2 separate regions of the Mus musculus genome follow, and region 1 is linked to region 2. The links are chromatin loops, found by intact Hi-C in ENCODE. Cell type or tissue: gastrocnemius. All regions are shown on one strand. Links, peaks and the distances in the headings refer to the core of each region. The heading gives the core; the rest is flanking DNA.

Region 1 (8,030 bases), core at 2,543-6,542, 100 kb before region 2:
TCTGCTTGCTCAGAACTTCAAGGTCCTGGGTTTGGTTCTCTAGCAAGCCAAAAATGAAACAAGAAACAAAACAAAAAGCATGTTGTGGGGTCCCTCGAGATGCCTTAGTGGGTCAGGGCGTTGCTGCCGAGCCTGGTGACCTGCATTTGACCCCTGGGTGGAAAGAGAGCACCTAGTCCATCAGCAGTCCTCTGGCCTCTACACATGCTGCATGGCTTAAGCATAAGCACCCACCCACTGGAAATGGGTTTAAAAAGTGTTGTATTTCCCAAGAGCTTCTGAGAGCTAAGACAGAATCTTCCTGAGAAAGGAATGAATAGATAGCGTTTAGACCTCCTGTGGCCAAAGCAACACTTCACTGCTCCCTTCCCAACGAGCTGGGCTATAACTGAGTTTAAAGAAGGATGACTCATCGCCAGCATCCCAACATGAAGATGACGCAGCGATGCGCCATGCAGATGTGAACATCAGTTTTTGTTTTGTTTTGTTTTTAACAAGATCTCAACTGAACTCTTTTTTTTTTTTTAATATTTATTTATTTATTATATGTAAGTACACTGTAGCTGTCCTCAGACACTCCAGAAGAGGGAGTCAGATCTTGTTATGGATGGTTGTGAGCCACCATGTGGTTGCTGGGATTTGAACTCCTGACCTTTGGAAGAGCAGTCGGGTGCTCTTACCCACTGAGCCATCTCACCAGCCCCAACTGAACTCTTTTTTGTTTGTTTGTTTGTTTGTGTTTCAAACTGTTTATTATTTTTAATTTTTTATGTTTTTCAAGACAGAGTTTCTTTGTGTAGCCCTGGCTGTCCTGGAACTCACTCTGTAGACGAGGCTGGCCTCGAACTCAGAAATCCACCTGCCTCTGCCTCCTGAGTGCTAGGATTAAAGGTGTGAGGCACCACCACTGCTTCAAAGTGTTTATTGGCCATAAATTATCATTACTACATGTTAACCTTCCAGGCAGGCTAGAAAATCTCTTTTATTTTATCTTATTTTATTTTGTGCATGGATGTTTTGCCTGTATGTATGTCTGTGTATCACATGCATGCCTGGTGCTCTTGGAGGCCAGAAAAAAGAATCAGATGCTCCGAACAGGGGTTACAAATGGTTTTAAGCCACCACGTGGGTGCTGGGAACCAAACCCAGGTCCTTTGGAAGAATAGCCAGTGCTCTTAACCATTGCACTATCTCAAGAGAAAAAAAAAATCTTAGATACCCTTCAGAGTACAGAATGATGAGGCCAAACAAAAGTCGCCTAGCAGAGAAGAAAGCTCTGACATTGTCGAGGCAAACAATGGCCAGTGGAACAGTATGTGCCTAAGCTTACCCAACACAACCATTCACAGATGTGGGTCCCAGGATGGGGAAGAGGGGTGGGTGGATTTTCCAGGGTAGCATTCTCACACCCTATCTAGCTACGCTCTCTAGTAACCTGTACAGCTGCAGGAGAGTGGCTCCCCCAAGACACTTGTATCCCCTCTACTTACAGAGCTCCACTGACAAGCAACCTCTACACAGACACAATAGCTCCCTCCATGGGAAGCAAGCACCACACTCATGAAATCTCTCAGCTCAGGCCAAAGCAAACATCTTGCTGGTCTTGCCATTGTGAGCAAAGCAGAGAGTCACTGGAGGCATCAGCCAACCTTCCATCAGGACAGGCGTATGGCCATGGCTTCTCAGCAGTCTCACCAGCTGGCCTTCCTTACCAGGAAGATGCCAAAAGTGTGGAGGAGAGTGATCCTATGAAGATCCCAGCCACTGTGACCAGCTTGCTACTCTAGCTGTCGTCTGAGCCAGATGTCATGTTATCACACTGGGAATGGAGGGGATCTCCCACAGAGGCCCTGGCACAGGGTGAGGGACACTCCAGTGTTCCCAGTTCAGGTTCACATCCGTGTAAATAAAGTAGATATTGGGGTTCTAGTCATTGGGCCCTCAGACTCGGCAGCAAGACCATTATTCTAAGTGATTAGGGTTCTGGAGGCCACTATTGCCCTGGCAGGCTTTCACACTGTTGATGATGATAACGAGCCAGTCTCGAGTCCAGTCCCTGGAAATGGAGGCCAGCATAACTGTCACCAAAATCTCCACAAAGAAGGTATTCTCCCAGAGGGCCTCAATCAATGCAGCCAGCAAACCCCAGCCTAACATGACTCCCCCAACCACCACAAAAATGTTGGAGAGATGTCCTTCTAGCCCCAGAGCCAGAGGCCGATGGCCAGGAACAGGGCCCCCAGGACCCAGAATATAATGTTGAAACCAAACAGGAGGCATTTCCCACAGCAGTGAACCTCAGGTTCCTGGAAGTACTGGAGACTGTTTAATATGAACAGTCACTGACCAAGGAACTGGAGCAGGAGCAGGGACCAAGCCTAGCTCTGTGTAGGGCACCATGGGTTAGAGATACCCTGCCCCAGGCCTAATTGACCCTGGGTCCTTTTCTTTTCTTTCCTTTTTTCTAATTCCTTTTTTCCCCCAAAATTTATTTATTTATTTTATGTACTCACCATTGCTGTCTTCAGACACACCAGAAGAGAGCATCAGACCCCATTACAGATGGTTGTGAGCCACTATGTGGTTGCTGGGAATTGAACTCAGGATCTCTGGAAGAGCAGTCAGCGCTCTTAACCACTGAGCCATCTCTCCAGCCCCCTAGTTCCTTTTCTTCTGGCTAAAGTCTGGGGGGAACTCCAAGCCCTTGCTTTCTCACCGAGTGCTCTTACTCCCAGCATCTAAGGCATTGCTTGACATATATTAGGTGTTCTGACAAATGTCAAAGTCAAATTCCTTAATTTATTTATATTTCAATTAGTCTTTGTTTGTTGTTGTTGCGATTGGAGACAGAGCTTCTCTAAGTAGTCTTGGCTGTCCTAGAACTCACTCCGTAGACCAGGCTGGGATTAAGGGTTTGAGCCACCACACAAATTATTAATTTGGGACAAGGTCTCACTGGCTGGCCTGGAACTTTCTATATAGACCAAGCTGGCACCACAGAGTTCTGCCTGTTTCTGTCTACCAAGTGCTAGGATTAAAGGCATTCATGAACATATGCCTTTATTCTCAATACAGAAACCAGACTGTCTTCTAACTGGTAAATACTAAAGCAACTCAAGATTAAGAGAACTGGAAAAGGGGCTGGAGAGATTGCTCAGTGGTTAGAGCACTGGCTCCTCTTCCAGAGGACCCAGGGTCAATTCTCAGCACCCACATTGTAGCTCACATAGGGTTTACCTTAGACCTGAGATAATTCTCCTCCTCCTCCTCTGTAACGCCAGCTCCAAGAGATCAGACATTCTCACACAGATACACATGCAGAGAGGAAAAAGCTAAAAGTTAAAAGGAAAGGAAAGAAGGAAGGAAGAAAACTGGAGAAAAAAAGGAACCGGGAGAGCTTTCAAAAGATTAAGAAATTAGTTGGGTGGGAGTGTTGCATGCCTTTAAACTCAGCACTTGGAGCTACAGGCAGGCAAATCTCTGAGTTCAAGGCCAGCCTTGTCTACAGAGTGAGTTCCAGAACAGTCAGAGGAGAGAATGTCTGGGCTATTTACTGCAGTTTAACTAACTACCCCAAAATTTAGTGCTTAGAACAGCAACTGTTGGGGGCTGGAGAGATGGCTCAGTGGTTAAGAGCACTGACTGTTCTTCCAGAGGTCCTGAGTTCAAATCCCAGCAACCACATGGTGGTTCACAACCATCCATAGTGGAGATCTGATGCCCTCTTCTGGTGTGTCTGAAGACAGCTACAGTGTATTCACATACATAAAATAAATCAATAATTCTTAAAAAAAAAAGAACAGCAACTTTTATTTTTTTCTCTCACAATTTTAAGATTTGTCTAAATTCAGGATTTTAGGGTAGCTTGGATATTTGGGGTATTTCAGGCAATCACTGCTTTTTATGTGGTCTCCTTCCTTGTTTCCAGAGACTTCTTGACTTAGAAACTTCCATGATCTTTCAAAACCTTGTTGGCTATAGACATAGTAAAGTTGATAGAGTACTTGTCTAGTGTGCTCCAGGCGCTGGGTGTGATACCCAGTGCTACATAAGCCAGCTATGGTAGTATACACCTGTAATCCCACCAGTCAAGAGGTGGATAAAGGAGGACCAGGGGCTCAAGGCCAGCCTCAGGTATAAAGTTTGAGGACAGCCTGGGCCTTGTGAGACTCTATCTCAAAGGGATGATAGTAATAGTAATAAATAACAACAACAACAACAACAGACAAAACTTGTCATATAATGTTCATCTGCTCAATAATTTCTGATCAAATAAGCAATCATTCAAAATAGCTTGAGTCAAGGCCAAGGCTCAATCAAAGGTCCAGGCCCAGGCCTAGGCTCAGACTGTGAAATTCCAGTTTAGACTCATGCTCCCTTTAAGTTGTCACCGTTGTGGTGTCCCCACTCCCCACTCCTACTTTTGAGACAGGTCTCCTTATTTAGCTCAGGATTTACAGTCCTTCTCCCTCAGCCTTTGAGATCACAGACATGCAATACCATGCACAACCACACTAAAAGCTTTTATATGCCAATATGAAGACAGGACTGTAGGCCCTGGGCTGCAGACACCATGGGGCTTGTTTCCTCCTGTGCTATCTGAGTTAAGAAGCTATTAAAAAAGAGTGCTTCTGTCTCTGTTTTCTTACGTTATGTTCATTATACATTCCACAGAAAAAACTTATGTTCCTTGCTATAGCCTACAAGCCGGTGGGGTCTGAATTCTCTGGTCTCCTCCATCTGGCTCCCTCTGGTAGCCTTTACTCACCCACTTCCCCTCTCACTTTATTTCTGCTGCAGTGCCCTTCCTACTCTTTATTGAACTCCGGGGTTTCTTTTGGGATTTGTTTGTTTGTTGCTGTTTTTTTGTTTTTTTGTTTTTTGAGACAGGGTTTCTCTGTGTAGCCCTGCTGTCCTGGAAATCACTCTGTAGACCAGGCTGGCCTCGAACTGACAGACATAGGCCTGCCTCTGCCTCCCAAGTGTTGGGATTATAGGCATTCACCACCACGGGCAGGATCTTTGCACTTGCTGTCTAGTCAGCTTGCAAGGCTCTTTCCCAAGGCTCAACCCGACTTACTCTCTTCAAACCATTAAGTGCTATTGTAAGACCCCCAAAGCTGGGCCTCAGCTCAAGTCCCGGGATGAGCTGGCCCGCACCCCAATAACTCAACAGCTCTTCTCTGCCGGGTATCCTTGGTAAAATTACAATTATCGCATCTCTGGTTGTAAGGTATAGAAACAAAAAGGCTTTTTGCTGGCTATAGAGAACAAAGAGCTTCTTTCTAGCTGTATTTTTAGAGAACAGGGAAAACAAGCTTGGGGGAATGTTTTAGGGGCTTTACCTCCCAGGGAGAAACGCTCTAAGTCCGGTTCTCACACTATCAGAAATGAATTTATTGTTTGAATGGCTAAAGTTTGCTGACACAAAGGCCAAATCAGGCATCTTGCACACTAGAAGCCTAACCAACCGCTGGCTTGCAAGGGAATTTAGTAGGTGTTTTGTTTTGCTTTGTTTTTTTAAATTCTTGAATCTTCTATGAGTGTTGGTGCAGGTCTTTAATCCCAGTCTACCGGGGGCAGAGGCAGGGGAGATTGCAGCTGGCGGTTCTCTGTGAGTTCGAGGCTAGCCTGGTTTACAGAGTGAGTTCCAGGACAGCCAGGGCTACACAGAGAAACCCTGTCTTGAAAAAAAAAAATCACAAAACAAAACAAAAAGTATTGACAAGCCAAATTTACAGTGCCGTGAGGCTGGGATTTAGAATGGCAACTCCGAAACGTTAGAGATTGAAGGGGACATTTAACAAGCACTAGGCAGCAATACAGAAACTCCACGCCACGGCTCGTCGGTCGCTTGGTCTCCGGCACGCTCCGCAAGAGCATCCTTGCCTTCTGCCATCTATTACTCGGCACTCGTTCCTCCTTCCTGAGTCGGCGCGTCGTATCGAACCGCTCGGCCACCGCGCGCCTGCGCTCTTGGCTTGTCAGCCAGAGGCGGCGTGGGGAGCGCTGGGAGAGGCTGCGGCGTGCGGATAGCTGAGGTAAAGCCGGGGCTAGTGCGGTGCCAGGCGGGGCACGAGCTGGCTGAGCAGGGAGAGCGGCGCGCGGATGCTGGAAAGCCGGGTTCCTGTGAGGGAGGCCAGCTAGCCGAGCAGGACCCGAGTAGGCAGACAGGGACTGCGCTCCCGAAATCGCCGGGCGAGACACTGCCGGCCCTGGCCGTAGAGCCATGCGTCCCGACTGGGGGACTGGAGAGTCCAAGCCTTGTGCAACAGATGGAAAAACTGAGTTTCAGGGAGGGACAGTTCTGCCCGAAGTCACACCGAGTGAGCACTAGACTCCCTTGGTGCCTTGCTGACATGGTTTCCACATTATTTATTCGTCCCACATTTATTTGGGCTCAAGGCAGGGACTAAATGGGATACAGTAAGGCCCTTTTAGGCAGCGCGCAAAGGTTTGGCAAACCAATTACAATGCAGTAGCCGATCTTACAATTTAGGACAGAAGACGGCAACTGTGAGGAAGGCATGACTGGGACTCTGTAAACGCCTCCTGTAAAACTTGGAGGCTGGTGAGACTCATCGACTTGGTATTGGGAGTCACGACGGTAAAGTTGAAACTTTTAAGTCTAGCCTTATGATTGGTTAGGTTCATAAGTATTCTTGTTTCTTAGGTTGCGTCTTTTTTTTTTTTTTTCCTCCTTAACCCAGAGATTGAGAACAGGAACTTTAGGTTCTAGCCACCTGGGTTCCAAATGTGTTCTTGTACACATTTGAGCTTAACACTAATGTGGGGTTGCTGTGAGGTTCACAGATGCTCATTCCACATATAGTATCTGGCATCTGACTGGGTGTATCCTGACAACACATAGTCCCCAACTTCAAGGAACTCACTCTTAATAGGCATTTAAATGAATGCCTGCAGTGAAGCCTATAAAGGTTGACACAGTCCGTACAGAGTATAGTAGAAGCAGCAGGTGAAAGAAGTCCCATCATTGGTGTGCAAAAAGTTAGTTGTAGCTTCATGCTATGCAAGATGATTTCTGAGCAGAGTCTTTTTAAAGAGTTTTGCTACTTGGTTACTTGTCCCAGGAGAAAACCAGCCTAAAGCAGGAGTAGCCGTAGACCTGCAGTTCTGGCTGCTAAGGTGGTAAGACTGGGAATCACTTGAGCCCAGGAGGTTAATTCACACTTTATAACCAGGTATTGGCACTAGATTCACAAGCATCAATATGATGACCTCTAGAAGTGGTTCTAGAGTCTGGAACCACCAGGTTGCATGTACTGATCTGTAGTGAGGGTCACATCTAGGAAAGGCCATCACACTAGCTATGACAGCGTAATAATACCTGTCCACTTAAAAAGGACCTATAGGGGGCTGGAGAGGTGCCTCAGTGATTAAAAGCAGCGTATATTCTTCCAAAGGACCTAGGTTCAGTTCTCGGCACCTACATGATAGCTCAGAACCATCTATAACTCCACTTACAGGGGATCTGACTCCATATGTGCACTCAACACACACATAAAATTAAAAAAAAAATAAGTATTTGTTACAAAAGAAAACCCAGAGTTATAGCACAGTATATTTTAGTTGGTATAGTGTGTTTTCCGTGATCCAGCATCTGTCCAATAATATGAAACATGTATATAGTGCGTGTGATAGGATGAACGTTACTTTGCATGTCTTATAGAGAAATACTTTTTTATTCTTGTGTAGGGGATCCAGCCTAAGGCCTCATAAATACCAGACAAGTGAGCCCTCATTTAATCCCAACAGCTTCATGAATGTGTGGATGTGTATATTCCTAAATACATAACTACAGCTGCTCTCTCATAATCATGTTGATTATGTGTATTTCCCCAGGACTGGTCATTTGGTATTGGATAATCAATTGATGTTCACTATTTCACTTGCTCTCAGAATTTCTTAGTTGCCTGTAGTTTTTTTTTTTGCTTAGGGTTGAGGCCTTGTAAGCTTTCCCTCCCAGACATTAACATGTCAGTTGGTGTTATCCTTGTTCAGGTCTCGTT
Region 2 (8,030 bases), core at 2,560-6,559:
TTTTCGATGGCCAGTTAACCATGTAGGATATCAGTACACAAGCCAGCGACGTCACCGAGGTAAGGTGCTGATGGTGGAGAGTTGGCCAGCCCCGTTGTGCAGAGCCATGGAAGAAGCTGAACACACCCCTGGGCTACAGTCAGAGCACTCCCAACGGACATTAGACATCCTGGGTTCCAGCCACCGCTTACCAGGAATGATCCCACCCACGTGCACTGCCGCCTCACACCTCCCACACAGAGGCTGGAACACCATAGTCCAACCAAACATTACACACACAAAGCACACTGCAGCTAAACCAATACTAAAATGCCTTAAAATAATTGAGATTATGCCAGGCAGTGGTGGCACACACCTTTAATTCCAGCACTTGGGAGGCAGAGGCAGGTGGATTTCTGAGTTTGAGGCCAGCCTGGCCTACAGAGTGAGTTCCAGGACAGCCAGGGTTATACAGAGAAACCCTGTCTTGAAAAAACCAAAAAGACTAGCTGGCATGGTGAGGAAGACCTGCAATTTCAGCATTTATGTGGTAGGATTAGAGGTTGTCCTCTACTATGTGGGTTTGGGATTAACCTCAGCCACATGAAATGCTGTCTTTTTTTTTAACATTTTATTTGGTGTTTGGGATGGCATACGGTGTACTGGTGTGTGTTGGTGTGCTATGTTTCTAGTGTGAAGGTCAGAGTCAGCTTTCCTACCACATGGGTCCTGTGGATTGAATTCAGGTTATCAGGCTTGGTGGTAGACACCTTGATCTACTGACACCATCTCAGCAACACAAAAATTGTCTTCTAAAAAATGAAAAGCCAGCGGTGGCACCTGCCTTTAATCCCAGCACTTGAGAGGCAGAGGCAGGCACATCTCTGTGAGTTCCAGGCTATTCTGAGCTACAGAGTTTCAGGATAGCCTGAGCTACACAGAGAAACCGGGCTTGAAAAACAATACAACGAATAAATAAATAGGGGATGGAGAGATGGCTCAGAGATTAAGAGCACTGTCTGTTCTTCCAAAGGTCCTGAGTTCAAATCCCAGCAACCACACGGTGGCTCACAACCATCCGTAATATGATCTGATGCCCTCTTCTGGGGTGTCTGAAGACAGCTACAGTGTCTACCAAATAGTAAATCTTTTAAATAAATAAACGAATCTGTATGACACATTGATGGAAACTTTAGGTGGCCAAGGTTACCACAGACCAAAGAGCAGCATTTCAACCACAGATGCTGTCAGTGTCCTGGGCCCTTCTGTTGGTTAGAAACTAGGAACTTGTACATTTCAAAAGATTTGCCTAATAGTCACAAAGATGTGATGTCACCTTCGGAGGACAATAAATGGCTCTTGTGGGGGCCAAAGATGTTCCAAGATAAAATGGCTCTAGATTTGGAGCATTCCAACCGCCCCACATCATGTGGTCCTGATCACTTAATCAGCCTCGCAGAAGGCGCGGTTCCTTTCAGAAACATTGTTCACAGCTGTGTTGAAAGTTTTTACCCTGATTGCATGATCAGTGTGGTCCTGAAGAATGAAGGTGTCACTAAGCAAGTCCAGTCAGAGCTGAACCCCCAGGCACAGTCAGCCTTGGCCACTGATCTCATCTAGCCTGGGGTGAGAAGTTCCATACTTGTAAAGTCAGCTCAACCTGCGTAGCACCTAGCCCTACTTTACCTTCTGGCTTAGCAGCCTTTCACGGCTCCCTAGTCCTTAGCTTAAACTCAATCCCTTTCCAAGCTCCACTAGGGCTAGCCTCCACTGCCAAACACAGCCTTCTAAAAACACACCACACTTCTGGACAAGAATACTTCACTAATATTTGTATCACCATAACTTTGAACGTGTCATTTCTTCTGCCTAGGACCTGTTTTGTCTGTTTGTTTGTTTCTGAAACAGGGCTTCTCTGTGTAGCTTTGGGTGTTCTGGAACTCTGTAGACAAGGCTGGTCTAGAACTCAGAGATCTGCCTACCTTTACCTCCCGAGTGCTCAGATAAAAGGTGTGCACCCACCCCCATGGCCTGGCTCTACATAGAGTCTTCCTCGACTTCCTTTGTCCTAACCCCAAGCCATCCTTCAAGAAGAACTGGATGCTACTGAGTGTAGCAGCTCACACTGGTAATGTCACTGGTATCCTCGGAAGGCTGAAACAGGAGAACTGCTATGAGTTTAAGACCAGCCTGTGAGTTCAAGGCCAGCCTGGTGGATGTAGTGATTTCAACAATCAGGGCTAAACAGAGAGACCCTTTCTCAAAATCCAAGAAAATAAAAAAAGTAGCAGAGATGAGACCTGCACAAGGGGTAGTAATACGGCTCCTGTGTGGTCCGGCTACTGCCTGAGAGCTGTCCTGTGCTGCTCAGTCTAAATGGGGTGCTCTGCCCCTCTCTGAAAACAAAACAGTAACATTAGAAGCAACAATTTACCAAACCCAGACCCTAGGAGGGAAGACAGAGCTAGGTCCCAGTCAAGCAATTGTCAAGAGAACCAGGGAGAACAGTGGCTGCGGTCCAGGGTTCCACTCGGTCAGTTCTGTTTACCAACATTCCCAAAGTTGATTTACCAAACCAGAAACTTGAATGCTGACATTAAAGCTGTGTAACATCATGCTCAGTTTATTTTTTGAAACAGGTCTCACCTTGTAACTAACCTAGGCTAGCCTCAAACTGCTGATCCTCCTCCGTCCACTTCCCAAGTGCTGACATTTACCTATGTATGCCGCCATGCTATGCTTGCCTCGCAGAACACATGTCCAGAAGACAGCCTGCATGAACAAAAGCTTTCTATCCTCAAGGAAAAGGATGGGTGCTTTAAAGCAATCTGAAGACTCTCCAAGCTCCCAAAAATAATTTAGAGGCCGGGCGTGGTGGTGCACGCCTTTAATCCCAGCACTCAGGAGGCAGAGGCAGGCGGATTTCTGAGTTTGAGGCCAGCCTGGTCTACAAAGTGAGTTCCAGGACAGCCAGGGCTACACAGAGAAACCCTGTCTCAAAAAAACCAAAAAAATAAAATAAAATAAAATAATAATAATTTCAAAAGCCTTTTCATCACAATACAGCAAAGCTAATGGAAGCGCAGTATTAGTACAGATTAGTACATGGCTTCTAAAGTTGATGTAAAGGAAGCAAAAGCATGGAACAGGCAAGCAAGCAGCAAATTACTTTCAGTGTTCATGATCCAAAGAAGGGTGCCAGGAGTGGTCCCACTGGGCAGCCACCTTTTCCATCTTGACAGAATACAAATATTCATCTTTAATTCATAAGCAATATATTTTTATGTAAAGCCAGAATTAGGAGCGATAGTACACGCCTTTAATCTCTGTACCAGGGAGGCAGAGGCAGTCGGAGCGCAGTGAGTTCAAAGCTAGTCTGTCCTAAATAGCTCTAGGTCAGATGGGGTTACAGTGAGAGATTGTCGACAACCCATCCCACCCCCCAATAATTCTGGAACTCCCAAACGCAGAGTTTAGGATTGCTAAATCTCAAGGAAATTTTGTAGGCTGTCCTGGAAAGCAGTATGGACGTTAAAGGGCTCAGGAGGAAAAGCTTGACAATCAAAGCGATGGGACCATCATAGGGATGGATACTGTCCCCTGACAGAGAAAGGAGTGAGGGGCACTGGCTAGGGTAACAGCAGAAGAGACCCTAGAAGGGAGAAAAGGCATGAGGTAGGCAAGAATGAGGTCCGGGTTCCAGATCCGCACAAAAGATTAACACTATTTCCAGGGTTGGGAAAGATGGTGAGAAGCTCGAATTTGCGCTGAGCCTGAAGCTGATTTGTTAAAGAGGATGAGCTACATAGAGATCGCGTCATCCGAGTAGAGGGGCGTAGAGGAATGATCGACTTGCAGAATGCCGCATGAGCTTATGCAACAAAGGCCACCCTCGTTTCCGGTCTCAGGACATCACCCAAGCCACAACTTTGGGCCCATTGCGCAATCCCTACTCTTCCACAGAGGCTTAGGTTTCACTCTAGACGCAGAGCGGTCCTTCCCGTATCCGGCGGCTGAGCTTGCTGGGAGCGGAAGCCCACCTCCAACGCAGAGCACCTCGGGAGCTGTAGTTTGGGATGTAGTCAACTTCCTGGGAAGGTCCGGAAGTGGATCATTTGAAACGAAGGTCCAGAAAGCGATGGTGATCCCGGGGCCGGGTACCCCTCCGCCGGCGGCACGGCGCGCTCCGGGCCGCATCTCCTCTCCGTAGGGCGTGACACTTCCATGCCTCCACAATCTGTTCAACCTGTAGGGGAAAGCGGGTCACCACGCAGACCGAAGTCCCAAGCCTCCCGCCCTTGCTCCTCGTTCCCACGTGGCAGAGTGGATCTGAGTTTGGTTACTGGCGTCCGCACCGGGATGAGCGGTTCCCGTCGGTTCTGCTCTTCCAGGGCGCTTAGCTCCGCCGGGGCAAGCAAAGCCAGTCTCAGCTCTCGGACCACTGGAGCTGCCACCTCAGCCACGGGTTGCTCTAACACCGCCTGTGGAAGCGAGCCTTGAGCACGTGCCTGCTGCCCGCTTACAGAGTTCCCGTGGCCTGCACCGTTTCGGTGTCCTCGCCCTCCCCCCAGGTCCCACTCACGGCGCCCACGCGTGCCCAGCTTCGGGCTGCCTGGACTAGCTCAGTCTCATCCACGCAGAGCTTGTCACTGCGTAGCACAGGCAGCAGCGCGGTGGCGGACAGCTCCAGAAAGCCACGGGTGCGGAGCGCCTCCTATGGGCCGGTGTGTCGGTCAGGGCAGAGAAAAAATGGCATGGGGGGGCTACAAGTTACAAGTATAAGGATGGGGAGTTGTACCTGGCTGTGAGCTTCTATAAAGGCTATGCACCGCTCCTGTAGTGACCCCAGGCCAAAGGTTACAGCAACCTGAGAGCAGAGTATGATTAGGCTAGAGACTGAAGAAGCTGGATAACCCAGATTTGCACACAAGGTACTGCCACTGAGCACAATCTAAACAGAAGGCTAGCAGCACCTGCAGTGTCTCCTGAAAGTAGGCAAAGTGCCTTGTGCAGAGCACACAGGTGTGGGGTAGAGGAGACCATGTTCAGGTCTTTCAAACTCCATCTTTGAGCCCAAGCTTGGCTTCTAAACTCCACACCCCCACCTTTCTACTATCCATGTTTAGAATTGTTTTGTTGTTGTTTTTCAAGACAGAGTTTCTCTAGGTAACCTTGGTTGTCATGGAACTCACTCTGTAGTCCAAGCTGGCCTTGAACTCAGAGATCTACCTGCCTCTGCTTGGATTAAAGGCATGCACCACCATCTTTCAACCTCTTTTTTCCCACTCTTAATAGATCACTATGTAGCCCTGGCAGGTCTCGAACTCTGGCTTCTGCTTTCCAAGTACTGGAGTTAAAGGTGTGTGTCATCACACCTGCCTTTCCCAGCCTATTCGTCCTACATATGACCTTACTGATATACTCTGTACCCTACAGATCTGAGCACAGGCAGAATTTCTTTCATAAGCATATCCTTGAGCACATATTGTTCTTTAACAGACAGACCAGTCCGGGCTTCTGACGGAGGAGGCCATTCTATAGGCCATTGGAGGACCACATTCTAAACATCAGATTCATCCACAGGGCTGCTCATCAGTACTCACCTGCAGAGCCTCACAGACCAGCTCCACATCCAACACCTTCACCACAAACTCCAGGCAGAGCTGGGGACAGAAATGAAGCGACCTGTGTGCCGGTGTCAAGACTCCAAGTCCTATCCCAGAAACAATGGAGCTTGGAGCAATGACTCATTCAGACTCCCAGCAGCCCCAGCGCCACCTTGAGCGCCCAGATTTGGAAAACAGATGCAATTGTTCAGACCTGTAATTTAGCAAGCCCAGAGGGCCTGGAGGCCAGCAAAGCACCTTCTGGTACACTTGTCTCTGGTAAAACTCATCCAAAAACTCCAGTCTCTTCCTCCAAAAAGGCACTGGGCAGTGCCAGCTGTCCCTTCTCAGGGCCACCTACCTCTTGTGGACTGCCATTTCCTCCTCGGCCACACCCTCTGGATTTCTGCACTGATCTGACAGGCCCTTTCCTTTCCCTCTTCTCTCAGTCCCTTTCCCTTGCCAAAAACTTTCAATGAATCTCCACTATCCTTGCGTCAAAAGTCCAGGGAAGGAAGAGTTGAGACAGGGTCTTGCTGTGTAGCCCTGGCTGGCTTAGAACTCACTCTGTGGACAAGGTTAGCCCTGAGCTTAGAATTATCCTCCTCTATTCTGCCTACTGGGTGCTGGATATATAGGTACATACCACCACCACACCTGGCTGGTGCTAGGAATTAAACCCAGAGCCTATAGTATGCTAGGCAAGTGCTCTGCCACTGACCTACACTCCCAGCCTAAAGCCCCGATTCTTTTTTTTTTTTTTTTCCTTTTTTTGGACAGAGTTTCTCTGTGTAGCCCTGGCTGTCCTGGAACTCACTCTGTAGATCAGGCTGGCCTTGAACTCAGAAATCTGCCTGCCTCTGCCTCCCAAGTGCTGGGATTAAAGGCGGGCACCACCAACGCCCGGCAAGTCCCGATTCTTGAAGCACCTGTGTGAATCAGCTTCCTGGTACCCTTCCCAGCTCACCCCACACCCAAGTTCCCAGTCCACCACACAGCTAAGGAGTTCCTTGAGTGTCCTGTGACTGTAATGTCATCTTCCCACCCCTGAACAAAACCCTATTTGTTCTTCCAGCTCTGACACAAAGGTTTCCTTCTCCAAGAATCTCTCTCCACACATCAGCTGTTTGCCCATCACACTTAGACCCCTACTTTTAAGTCTAGGGTTTTGAGACTCTTACTCTGTAGCTCAGGCTAGCCTGGAACTCCTTAGGTAGTTCAGGCTGGCCTTAACCTTGCCATCCTCCCTAAGCCAGAAGCACAAAGCCTCCATATATGTTAAGCATTTTCATGTCTCTCCTTCCATTCAATCATGGGCCAAAGCCAATTCACCGTTGCACTGAAGAACCAGCCATAAATACTTCCTGTGCTCACTCAGCACACACTGAGCATGTACAGATCCTGTGTACACAGAGAGCTATCATACTCTGTGTGAGAAGGTCAGACTATGAAGGAGACGATGAACTGAAAGGCAAGGGAGACAAGATGGCTTGCCTGAGACACTCACCTCTCGAAGTTCCTCCAGCCCATATTCCACAGCTGTTGTCAGCACCTCCAGCACCTGCGGGGGGGGGGGGGGGGCGAGGAGGGAGAGGGGAGTGGCTGAGGGAGCAGAAGGGAGTTTCCCCCACCCCTCAACCCACAGCATAATGGGCATCCTTCTGACTCGGGCATCCTCATCTTCTCTCCCACCCAGACCTCTGCTTGGTAGGCTCACAGAGTGTTGGTGCAGCTTGACACTGTTGGTGTATAGGAACTCCAGCACAGCTAAGAAGGCTTCGGCAGGCACAGTGCTTAGCACCACAGGACTAGGTACCCCAGGGCCCAAAAGTCTCTGGAAGAAGTTACATCTACAGGCCAACAAGCACCGGTGGGCAAATACCTCTTGCCGTTCTTGACCAACCACAAAGCAAATATCACTGTGGAAGAGAGGGAGGGCCAGGGGAGGGGATCTCAGACCTAGATCACACTGTTGGCTTTACCTCTGTCACACTAGGGCTTCTTTTTGTGTGAGGTCAAAGCCTACATCTGGAAGACACAAGCCTGTGCTCTAGTCTCAGTTCCACTCGGTGACTTTATATCTTTGACTCTAAGACTTTTCAGCCATGATGGCAGGTCTCAAGGGAGTGGACTATGCTTGGTTCACAGGGGGCGGGGGGATGGGGGGGTAGGGGGATAGCAGAGCTCATGCAAGCCAGGTTGATGTCTCCCCAGTCTGAATCTTGGGGGAGAGGACACTCCTCTTGGGACGCCTTCACCAAATGCCAACTCAGCATTTTTACCCTTCTTCCTGTGGGAGGGTGTGAGGATGTGGGGTACAGAGCACACTGACTGCAGACAGACATGACAGTGATCACCATCATGAGGTGAGACCACATTTTCCATCTTCATAATCACTTCCGGCCCCAGCCTCTGTGTTAAGTAGGGGTAGGAGGCAGCAGCGAG

What was found. A loop is a pair of places that touch in the nucleus more often than their neighbours do. Peaks named below come from ENCODE experiments on the same cell type or tissue, not always from the same donor. Only the 100,000 strongest peaks of a DNase experiment are listed, where the experiment ranks them.
Region 1: a loop joins it to region 2, with 2.1 times the contacts of the local background. A loop is called at or near these places in 11 of 42 quality-filtered maps.

The regions. Positions count from the first base shown.
Region 1 is chr4:117,013,436-117,021,465 of GRCm38, forward strand. Eif2b3 (eukaryotic translation initiation factor 2B, subunit 3) reads left to right here and starts at 5,967. Exons shown (of 12, transcript NM_001111277.2): 1 at 5,967-6,041. It also overlaps the pseudogene Gm12997. In gastrocnemius, for the core only: a CTCF peak has its summit at 4,507; a DNase peak (open chromatin) is centred at 5,973; H3K4me3 peaks cover 1,183 bases; H3K27ac peaks cover 1,035 bases.
Region 2 is chr4:117,116,637-117,124,666 of GRCm38, forward strand. Btbd19 (BTB (POZ) domain containing 19) reads right to left here. Exons shown (of 8, transcript NM_001384196.1): 2 at 7,303-7,504; 3 at 7,093-7,146; 4 at 5,583-5,642; 5 at 4,778-4,846; 6 at 4,562-4,693; 7 at 4,335-4,460; 8 at 2,583-4,225. The coding sequence ends at 4,091. It also overlaps a transcript of Tctex1d4 not described here. Among named protein-coding and RNA genes, the nearest start is that of Btbd19, 5.0 kb to the right of the region's middle. In gastrocnemius, for the core only: a CTCF peak has its summit at 4,689; DNase peaks (open chromatin) are centred at 3,996 and 4,647; H3K4me3 peaks cover 2,576 bases; H3K27ac peaks cover 3,489 bases.